2 separate regions of the Homo sapiens genome follow, and region 1 is linked to region 2. The links are chromatin contacts, found by POLR2A ChIA-PET in ENCODE. All regions are on one chromosome and are shown on one strand. The core of a region is the stretch at or near the end of the contact, and the rest is flanking DNA. Distances in the headings are between cores, read along the strand shown.

Region 1 (5,506 bases), core at 345-2,844, 49 kb after region 2:
AACGTCCTGCAAAACTCCCGCTCACCTGTGTGTCACACAAAGAACAGCAATGAACGTCCTGCAAAACTTCCGCTCACCCGTGTGTCACACACAGAGAACAGCAATGAACGTCCTGCAAAAATGCCACTCACCCCTGGTCACACACAGAACAGCAATGAACGTCCTGCAAAACTCCCGCTCACCCGTGTGTCACACACAGAGAACAGCAATGAACGTCCTGCAAAACTCCCGCTCACCTGTGTGTCACACAAAGAACAGCAATGAACGTCCTGCAAAACTCCCGCTCACCCATGTGTCACACACGGAGAACAGCAATGAACGTCCTGCAAAACTCCCGCTCACCTGTGTGTCACACAAAGAACAGCAATGAACGTCCTGCAAAACTCCCGCTCACCTGTGTGTCACACACAGAGAACAGCAATGAACGTCCTGCAAAACTCCCGCTCACCTGTGTGTCACACACAGAGAACAGCAATGAACATCCTGCAAAAATGCCACTCACCCCTGTGTCACACACAGAACACCAAAGAACGTCCTGTAAAACTCCCGCTCACCCGTGCGTGTCACACACAGAGAACACCAATGAATGTCCTGCAAAACTCCCGCTCATCTGTGTGTCACACAAAGAACAGCAATGAACGTCCTGCAAAACTCCCGCTCACCTGTGTGTCACACACAGAGAACAGCAATGAACATCCTGCAAAAATGCCACTCACCCCTGTGTCACACACAGAGAACACCAATGAACGTCCTGTAAAACTCCTTCTCACCCGTGTGTCACACACAGAACACCAATGTATGTCCTGTAAAACTCCCACTCACCCGTGTGTCACACACAGAGAACAGCAATGAATGTCCAGCAAAACTCCTTCTCACCCATGTGTCACACAGAGAACACCAATGAACATCCTGTAAAACTCCTTCTCACCTGTGTGTCACACAGAGAACACCAATGTATGTCCTGTAAAACTCCCACTCACCCGTGTGTCACACACAGAGAACAGCAATGAATGTCCAGCAAAACTCCTTCTCACCCATGTGTCACACACAGAACAGCAATGAACGTCCTGCAAAACTCTGACTCAGAGGACCTTGTCCAAAAAGAACAACATAACTCAACAAAATGCCTTTTTTAGTGTTTAAAAAAGTTGAAAAGAGATGAAATATTTATTAAATTTTTATTAATAAATATGAATGGTGGCTACATTTTCTGTATTTTATGTCTGCATTGCTCACAACAGAGAGAAACATCATTGTAACTCATCTTAATGGTGAAAATATCAGCATTCCTTTCTCCAGCTGACCAAAATATCTCTGCTTTAATTTAAGCCTGATTCTTCTTGTTAATTTTCACAAACTCATGGAAAAACTGATCATTTTCCCCTTTATAAAAATGTATTACAATAATAATGAGAAAACACTTCCTTTTAATAATTTCCTTTAACTTTTTTTGTTTTATTATTTACTTAGCACTTTGAATCACTCCCATCACTTTTTCTGAACTTTCACTAGCTTTCTATTCTCTTTCACGTAATTACCCCAAGGCACCTTTGAAGTTCATCAGAAAAAAAAAAAAAAAAAGGGAAAAGAGACTTCCTGGTACAAAAGAAGCTGCTGAGTCATTTTCCCCGGAACAGAAAACACCAGGATTGTGCGGAAGTCAGGGCTCCGGAGGCACCTGCCCTCAGCAGGGCCAGGGCCACTGGAGAGTGGAGATCCCACACACCTGCCTGAGGTTGCTTTGGGCCCTATGAGGGGCAGTCCAAGAAGCTCCTCGTGTGGAAACATTATCTCATGGTTACCCAGTGGGCACCGAAGCAAGCCAAATCTTTGGTCCACACACAAAGACTCCTTAGGAAAATTATGGGAAGCTGGTCAAAATGATAAAGTAGCACAATTGTTCCTTCTTCACAGGAACCTGGTGTTCTTAATCTTAACACTTCAAATGGTGACATTTTAACCCAGGTGGAGGAAAACATTGGTGTCAAACTGCAGTCACATGTTTGTAATTCTCTCTATAAAACTTTAAAGGCATTGTGTGCATGTTAATCTTCAATAAATGTGATTTATATAGGCAGTTGGCAGTCATACGTTACCTGAACTTGTTCTGACAGGACAGATGAGGTTTCTGGAGCCTAAGGACCTACATCAACAAACCTAATTGTTTTGCCCATGGCTTTTCCAATAAATGAAGGCACTATTGGGAAAAGGGCGATGGCTTGGCGTATTTACTGTGGGTGGTTGAGTGACACGCAGCCTGTGTGATTTAGCGGGAGCTTAATGGTGTCACATGTAAGAAACACTGCAGTCCCCTCTGAATCAAAAGGACTAGGAAGTTTCCAAAACCAACGACTAAGAACTGGTTATTAATTAAACAGGAACCTAATTAATAAATTACCTATAAAAGGTGTATTTTTAGAAATCATTACAATGTAATAATTTATTTTGTACTTTAGAAGGAAGTTTATTGGCTTTGAGCTAATTTTTTCTGGGCAATCTAGACATTGACAGACCATGGAGAAGTAGCCACATGGATGCATTGGCTGTAATTTCTGACCACATATAGCAGGCTCTGATTATGAATTAATGCAAGGTTTTGGAAAAGACAATGGTTTTAAAGCCGATGGTCTCGGGCTAAAGCCTGGCCCTGTCACTTACTTGTTAAACGGACTGATGAAACTTAATAACTCTTCATCAGTACCGTTCAGATGATTGGACTTTCCCCACATGGTTCTATAGGGATTGACAAGGACCATATGTGGAAAAGTTTCTGATATAGTTGGTAGTTTCTTTGCTTTCTCCCTTTATTTTCAGCTATCTTCTTTCCCTCGATTCTGAAACCTTGAGATTCCTAAGCTAGCAAGTGTGTTTGAAAGCAGCTAAGGGTATAGGCAGCACATTTCTGGCAATCTCCACAGTGGTATTTAGGAGAGAACTTTACCTGTGTGGTAGCTTGGAGTCCTTGAACTCCACTACTCACCAACTACATTGTTTTCCAAGAAAGTCTATAGGAAGATTTTCTAAAGTAATCAATTGATATTCCAGTTGTGCAGATGAGCACTTACTTTTGTTCTTAAAACTCCATCTCTCGTGCTGTAGGGTTCCCTTGGGCTCCATGGTGAGAAACTTGCATCCATGCACTGTGAAGGAGCCACGTCAATCAATGAGAATTATTCTCCCTACTAGAGAAGATAAGAGTTAAATAATGCATGAGGAAACTCCTTGCCAGCCATTTTAATTTCTAGAGAAACTAAGAATGTGTACTGTGGAGGAACGTCTGCATCCATGGTGCAGTCCTGCAGGTCTCACTGTACCTGTGCCCATTGCCCTGTGGTTTTGCAATTCCTCTCATTTAAGAGTTGAAGGCCCCTTCCCTACCCTGAAGCTCAGCTTGGTCATAAGACTCATGGTGGCCAGAAGGACGTTAGCAGACTTGGATCAAGCAGAGGCCTGAGGAAGCTCTCGTAGGTTTGTGTTGCCTCTCTTGCTTCTCTGCAATCCTGAGAACATGCCCAGACTAACTTAATCAAGGGATGGGAGAGGCATGTGCATGTGAGCACCACATGGAGCACAGCCAGCTGTCTTAGCCAAGATCATAGCAGACAAGTCTGCAGACAGCTGACTCCCAACCAAGTAGTGATCCCAGCAGGATCGCAGAGCTTCCACCCAATCTGAGGCTGACCACAGACACCTGAGTGAGCCCATTACCAGCTGAACAGACAGTAGAGTGCAATCTTAGATTATAATTGTTTTAAGCCACTGGGTTTTGAGGTAGTCTATTTTGCAGCATTATTGGGTGAATAGATAGCTGATACATGTACTTTAACAATATAAAAACATAAAGAATCCAAAATAGACTAGAGGACAATTATCCTGAGATGATTCATCATAGGATGAATCATAAAAACCATAAGCTTCTCTGAGGTCTGCAAATCCTTCCACAGAATGTTCTTTGTAGAGAGAGGCATACCTGTGCAGTAGCTTCAGGTACACTCTTCAGAATTCTTTCTATTGTAGGAGCTAGAAAGACTGCCAAATGAACAACTTAGAACACCCTCCTTCTCAATCATAGATATTTGAGGTAAGGATAAAGAATCCTGACACGCTGTGGTTAAGATCTTGTCTACGTATAACTACACTTCAGAAGTCACCACTTGCTTTTTTTGTTAATCATTATTGTAGGCAGGATAATAGCCCCTCAAAGATGCCCACATCCTATTCCCTGGAGCTTAAGAATATGTCACCTCATATGGCAAAAGAGACTTGCAGATGTGATTAAGAACCTTGAGATGGGAGATCACCCTGGGTTGTTGGGTGGCCTCAACATCATCACATGAGTCCTCACAAGAGGATGGCAGGAGGGTCAGAGTCAGAAGGAGATGTCAGGATAAAAGCGGAGGTCAGAGAAGAGAAAGGATACCATGGTAGTGGCTTTGATGATGGAGGAGAGGCTGTGAGCCAGGAAATTTGGGCAGTCTCTAGAAGCTGGAAGAGGCCCACTGGGAGATTCTTCCCAGAGCCTCAGAAGGAATGCAGTCCTGTGGACCCTTTTGGACTTCTGACCTCCAGAGCTCTCAGATAATACGTTTGTGTTCCTTTAAGTGACAAAGTACGTGGTAATTTATTACAGAAACAGTAGAAAACTAATACAACCTGCATCCATATACTCTGGTATTTGTAATATGAACTCTGAACTTCCTTGAAGAGCCAAGGCCTTGCCTAAACACTGCTGAGAGATTCGACCATACCTCAGCCATGCTTCCAGAACTGTTCTCGGCTGTGTCCCCTAAGCGACCCCGCCATAATGAGTCCACTCAACAAATCCAACGCTGCGAAACTGCAAAATGTACTCAGTCCCAACCCACAACCATAAATGTTTTTAATAATCTTCCGTTCACTCCCTCCATCATTTTCTATTCCACACAGCCCTCTCTTTTGGTTCCCCATTGTACCCCAACCCCTTTTTTTGTTCCCCCTTTCTCACTTCCTCATGGCCCCGTATTGGTTCCTCTCTGTTGTCCATTTAGAAACCCCAGTTACCTTCATCTTAGCTGGGGTTGAGCTCGGTGTTTCCTGGAGTCTCTTTCCCCTTTTGCAGTAGTCTAAATAAAATCTGTCTTGCTACCTTTAACATGTGTCTGGTGTTGTTTCTCTTTGACAGTAAACAATTTCGTTAAAAAAGGATACTCCATCCAATTCTCCTACGTAGTAATAGAATAACACCAAACTAATGCCTGGTTTTCATAAATCCTCCCTGAAAATACATTTGTCATCTTAGCTGTGTCACTAAAGTATAATGCAGTGAGGGCAGGGCAAATAAACTATGTTCTGTTCCATTCTGGGCATTCGCCTGTGCGGGGCAGCAGAATGAGTGCTGTGCAAGACCAAGAGGGAAGAGTGCTTGGGCTGAGACTGACAAGTAAGCCCCAGAAAGTTCCTGTGGCTCTGAGCTCCCCAAGGTGACTCTGGCAGGCAGGTGAGCTGCCCTTAGCATGCAGCTGTCAAC
Region 2 (5,678 bases), core at 1,526-4,025:
ATGACTTGTCCAGAGAAGTGTGACAAGTTCCATATTCTTTCTATGCCAAACTTGAATAGGAATCACCAAAGGAAAGAGCAGGATCCTGGAGCCAGGGCCTTGGATTTCACCCGCTGGCAATGGGAATGTTCACTGGGAATTTTGGGGGGCAAAACGTGAAAGTGTTTTCTCTTAGCTCCAATTCTCTCTGTCTCTCTGTCTCTTCCTGTCCCTCTCTCTCTCCCTTATCTTTAATTTTTCTATTATTCTAAGAAAACACAGATGTCTCAGATGTGGGGATTAGCAGCCTGCCTCTTTCTGGATGACTTCAGGGGAGCACTTTGGCCTCTGTAAGCTTATTTACAATAATTCATGAATCTTGCAAAAAAAAGTCATGGTAGCAGAGGTTAGAAAATCTCCTAGTATTTCTTCTGATACTTTGAATTTATGATTAATATATTTAGTCTTCATCTTCTGAAAAGTTACCAGTTGCACAGTGAGGACCATAAAGGGAGTCTGTTTCGGTGGTTTCTGGCTGCAACAGTCAGTGGTTTTGCAGCAATAGCATTGCATGTGGGTTTTAGGCTGATGATGCTCAACAGTGGACAATCCTTTTCACCTGCCTTGGCTGCACTGCCCACCCTTCCATACAGTGCGGGGTCACAGCTGAATTCCCCAAGATACCTTGCAGGATGTCGGCTTCTGAACTTTCAGGTGTCTTCCAGGTGAAGGCTTGGTCTCATAGCCTTTGTGGCTTCCTCCAGGTAACACTTGGTTTTTTGACCTAACCCTGGTATTTGTGTGGCACACGTGTGAATGTGTGAATGTGCTCCCTGTGGCAGTGCTGAGGAAGGGCTCAGTCATCACAGATGCGAAAAGGCAGTGTGCTCTTTTCCAACATCTCCAGTCTTGTATTATTTTTACCCATCAGCCCATTTAAAAAAGAAACACAAAAAGCCTCCTGTTAGAATTAAATCCCCTCTGAAGATAATGGGTATTTTTAAAATCTTTAATTTTGTTTATAGTCACATTTGCTCCCAGTGCCTGCCAGGATCCACTAGAGGGCAGAGACACCCGTGTGTATTTGGCTGGGTCTCACTCCTGAGAGAGGAGACCTTCCTCTGGACCAGGTACCAAGACAGACCCTAATTGGAAAATGTTGTCTTCTAAGGAAAGATGCAGCACCCACTAGAAAGGAAAACACCAGAAAGTTTTAAAAAGGAAAAACCAAGGGAAGCCGAGGAGCTTCTTGATAGGGGACACAGCAGAGGCCACCCAGCTGGGGTGAATCTCCACAGTTCCCCAACGGGACGGCGGGTGGGAGCCCCAAGTCACTGGCCCCTGCAGCATGGGGGCAGCTGCTGAGTGGTAATCAAAACAGACACCCTGCCCTCCCGCAGCCAAACTCCAGTGCCAGGCCCAGCGGCAGCAAATAAGAAAACCTCGGTTTCTCTACCTGCATCAGCTACACGGTGCTCACACACGGGAGGCATCAGCCAGTTTTCTCAATTAAAGAGGTAGAAACAAAATGTGTCTTCACTACTTTTTGAATTTACCATGTTATCTAAAGTTTTAATTTAATTGAATGAATAAACTCCCTATGCATCTGGACACATGCAGGAAAATTCACAAACATTTCAAACCAAAACAGAGTATTTTGCCAAAAGATAATTTCTTTGATACGTGAATGTCACTTTTTTCTATCTTTTAGTGATTTCAGTGTAATGAAATTGGGAAGTCTGTGCCTCTAAAAGACTTTTTTAAGAGCATGGTATTTCTCCATTTTGAAAAAAATAGTTGGCAAAATATCTTCTACTGTAGGTAGAAGTTAATTGGCTGAGAGTAATAAACAGAAGATTAAAAAACGACCTTTATCCCTGCTATTCTGTCAAGGGCTACAGTGAATTACACACCCCGGCATGGGTTTGCACGCCACGTGCTGGAAGCCAGCAGTCATGCAGGCCATGCTCTCCCACACTTAGAAAAAAAGCCCATGAGAAAGAGTTCCGTCAAGTTCACACAGAATCACCTCCAGCAAGACCTGGAAAAAGCTCAGTTCCACAAAATACCTGTGTCCAAATACTTTGAGTGCACAGCTCTGGCATCAGGTTCCTCTGAGGACAGGCTCTGAGATGGATTTCTGGATGGAAGCTGCTGCCGGAGGAGACAATGCCACTGCAGATGGCTCATGCTGCTCCCATGCTGCAGGGGCCAGTAACTTGGGGCTCCCACCCGCCGTCCTGTTGGGGAACTGCGGAGATTCACCCCAGCTGGGTGGACTCTGCTGTGTCCCCTGTCAAGAAGCTCCTCGGCTTCCCTTGGTTTTTCCTTTTTGAAACACTCTGGTGTTTTCCTCTCTGGTGGGGGCTGCATCTCACCTTAGAAGACAACATTTTCCAATTAGGGGCTGTCTTGGTAGCTGGTCCAGAGGAAGGTCTCCTCTCTCGGGAGTGAGGCCTGGCCAAGTAACTCCAGCCAGAACTCTCACTGAGTGGAGCTGGATCTGCCCTGTTCTCCTCCCATCCTCGTGCTGACTGTGAAAATCCATCCGTGCCCTATGCAAAGTCCTGCATCTTGGACTGTAAAATGGCAAAAGCCAAATTTAAAACAGATGGTTATATTGACTCTATGAGGAAAAGAAAGTTCTAAGGTAGACAATTGGTAAGCAAACAATTATGTGTAACTTGTTAGAACACTAGGGTGTAGTTTATTCGTCTCACTGATTATTTTCTGTTTAACAGGCTGGCTAAGAGCCAGAGGGAGAGAAGGCTGGCTGGGAATTGAGAGGCATGAGGTCACCTCAGTCCCAACATTTCCATGTAAACGATGATGCAAGGTGGGCTGATGGCAGGAGTCCCTGGAAATTCTCACAATCTCAGCTCTTAACTTCTGTAAAATATTATGTCATTTAGGATCTCTTTAACAAATAACGTTTTTTCTAATTTCAAAAGTGTATATTCTCTTTGGAGGATCTTTGGTAAATATAAAATGAGTTATAAGAGAGAGAAAAATTATTCACAATTTTATCACTCAAATTTTGATAATTATATTCCTGCATTTTTAATGAAATGTAGAAATTTTAGATTATACTATACATAAAATGTTGTTTCTGTTTTTTCATCCAATATTAGATAATAAACGTTTTACGTGGCATAAACTATATATGTAAATCAGCTATTTCCAAACCTGGATGCTTGATTTAACCCTCCTTATACCGTTAGCCATTTAAATGATTTCTCCTTTATCCTATGAATAACACTTCCACCAGTTATTATTCTTATATATAGCTCATTCAATCACGCATAATCTTGTTGAACATTTACTTACAATTTAATTGCATACTACCTGAGTGGATTGTGGTTATATGTTTATATGCTTATTCCAAATATAGTGCTAAGATTAGCATTAGAGACAGGAAAATATTCACAGGTTTTGAAACCAGAAGGAGCCAAACACAAATCCACGATCCAGCTCTGCATACTCTCACCCAGCCTTAGTTTTCTTACACAGAGAATGAAGACAATACTATTTGCCTTGTGGCATCTCTGTGAAGTTAAAGGAGACATCGATTGTACACACAGCACTGCATGGGCGGCGGGAGGCTGGGCCCCTACCAGCTCTAAGGACAATCACCATTGGATGCTCCACGATCCTACTCTCAGGAGGCTCGTATGCCATATGCCATGTGAGTGTCACTTACCCGGTGAACACATACTTGTTTATTATAAATTACTCCCGTGCTGTTTTCTTTGTTTTACATGTTCACAAATCTGTTTAAAAAGGTACAATTATGAAATTAAAAGTTAACTAAAGGGGGATGTTTTAATTATCTCTGAAATTTAAACCCCCAAATCCAGGTAATAAAGCAAGGAAATGTCTTACAGCCCAACACTTGCCATCAATACTTTTTCGATGTTAGTGGGCAGGGGAGGGTAGTGAAAGTGAAGGAATCAGAGCTCTGATGGGTGCACATTGTCTTCCCTACAAATCCATTTCTTGTCCAGCTTTCCTTCCTCTTTGGGGCTGCTCTATCCTTTTCTGCACATTTGAACTCCTCCGCTGTGGGCCATTCTCATTTGCTTTACTTCCTAGTCTGAATTCCATGGGACCTGCATTTAAGAGGAGAGGGGAACCACTTTGGGACTGGAGGAAGTTCACCTTATGCCATATGCCTGCCTCCTTCCTCTACAGTGAACGGTCTCTGGTGTCCCTGGGTGTTCAGTTTCTTTCCACTCATGCGTTACTGACTGTTCAGGTGGCAAATGGCCCATGACCTTTATGGTACTTAAGGGAAAATAATTAAAAGCTGTGTTTCTTTTTTAGTTAACTTTTATTTTAGGTTTGGGGGTACATGGGTGGGTTTGTTATACGGGTAAACACGTGCCACAGGAGTTTGTTGTACATGTTATTTCATCATCCAGGTATTAAGCCCAGTACCCAATAGTTATCTTTTCTGTTTCTCTCCCTTCTCCCGCCCTCCCCCCTCAAGCAGACCCCAGTGTCTGATGTTTCCTTCTTTGAGTTCACACGTTCTTATCATTTAGCTCACACTTGTAAGTGAGAACATGTATTATTTGGTTTTCTGTTCCTGTGTTAGTTTGCTAAGGATGATACCCTTCGGTTTTATCCATATTAATGCAAAAGGCATAATCTCGTTCTTTTTTGTGGCTGCATAGTATTCCATGGTGTATATGTAGCACATTTTCTTTATCCAACCTGTGATTGATGGGCATTTGGGTTGATTCTATGTCTTTGCTATTGTGAATAGTGCTACAGTGAACATTTGCATGCATGTGTCTTCATGGTAGAATGATTTATATTTGTCTGGGTATATACCCAGTAATGGGATTGCTAGGTCAAATGGTAGTTCTGCTTTTAGCTCTTTGAGGAATCACCATACTGTTTTCCACCATGGTTGAACTAACTTACACTCCCACCAACAGTGTATAAATGTTTACTTTTCCCTGTAACTTTGCCAGCATCTGTTATTTTTTGACTTTTTAGTAATAGCCATTCTGATTGGTGTGAGATGGTGCCTCACTGTGGTTTTGATGAGCATTTCTCTAGTAATCAGTGATCTAGAGCTTTTTTCCATATGCTTGTTTGCCACATGTTTGTCTTCTTTTAAGAAGTGTCTCTTCATGTCCTTGGCCCACTTTTTAATGGGGTTTTCTCTTGTAAATTTGTTTAAGTTCCTTATAGATGCTGGATATTAGAACTTTATCAGATGCATAGTTTGTAAATATTTTCTCCCATTCTGTAAGTTGCCTGTTTACTTTGCTGATAGCTTCTTTTGCTATGCAGAAGCTCTTTAATTTAATTAGATCCCACTTGTCAATTTTTGCTTTCATTGTGATTATTTTGGGTGTCTTTGTCATGAAATCTTTGCCTGTTCCTGTGTCCAGGATGGTATTGCCTAGGTTGTCTTCCAGGGTTTTTATAGTTCTGGGTTTTACACCAAAACTTTTAGTTTTGGTCTTTAATCCATTCTGAGTTGATTTTTGTGTATGGTCTAAGAAAAAGGTCCAGCTTCAATCTTCATCACATGGCTAGCCAGCTATCCCAGCACCATTTATTGAATAGGGAATCTTTTCCCCATTGCTTGCTTTTGTCAGAAAAGCTGTGTTTCTAAGACTTTGCCCAACATCCTTTAACTTTTGACCACATCTCTCCCCCAGTCAATAGGCTCCAGGTAATGG

The links. ChIA-PET counts read pairs that join two places held with the same protein, here RNA polymerase II (POLR2A).
Region 1: POLR2A ChIA-PET joins it to region 2 with 13 read pairs in PC-9. The contact joins two enhancer-like sites. POLR2A ChIA-PET finds 5 or more read pairs at or near these places in 4 of 52 experiments (H1, MCF 10A, PC-9 and 1 more).

What each region holds. Positions count from the first base shown.
Region 1 is chr2:67,902-73,407 of GRCh38, forward strand. No RefSeq gene overlaps it. Among named protein-coding and RNA genes, the nearest start is that of FAM110C, 24 kb to the left of the region's middle. RefSeq lists an enhancer at 1-339. Within about 2 kb of position 1,595, at least 7 of the 41 ENCODE cell types and tissues checked have a DNase peak (open chromatin) inside an H3K27ac peak, as active enhancers do.
Region 2 is chr2:17,801-23,478 of GRCh38, forward strand. No RefSeq gene overlaps it. Among named protein-coding and RNA genes, the nearest start is that of FAM110C, 26 kb to the right of the region's middle. Within about 2 kb of position 2,776, at least 4 of the 41 ENCODE cell types and tissues checked have a DNase peak (open chromatin) inside an H3K27ac peak, as active enhancers do.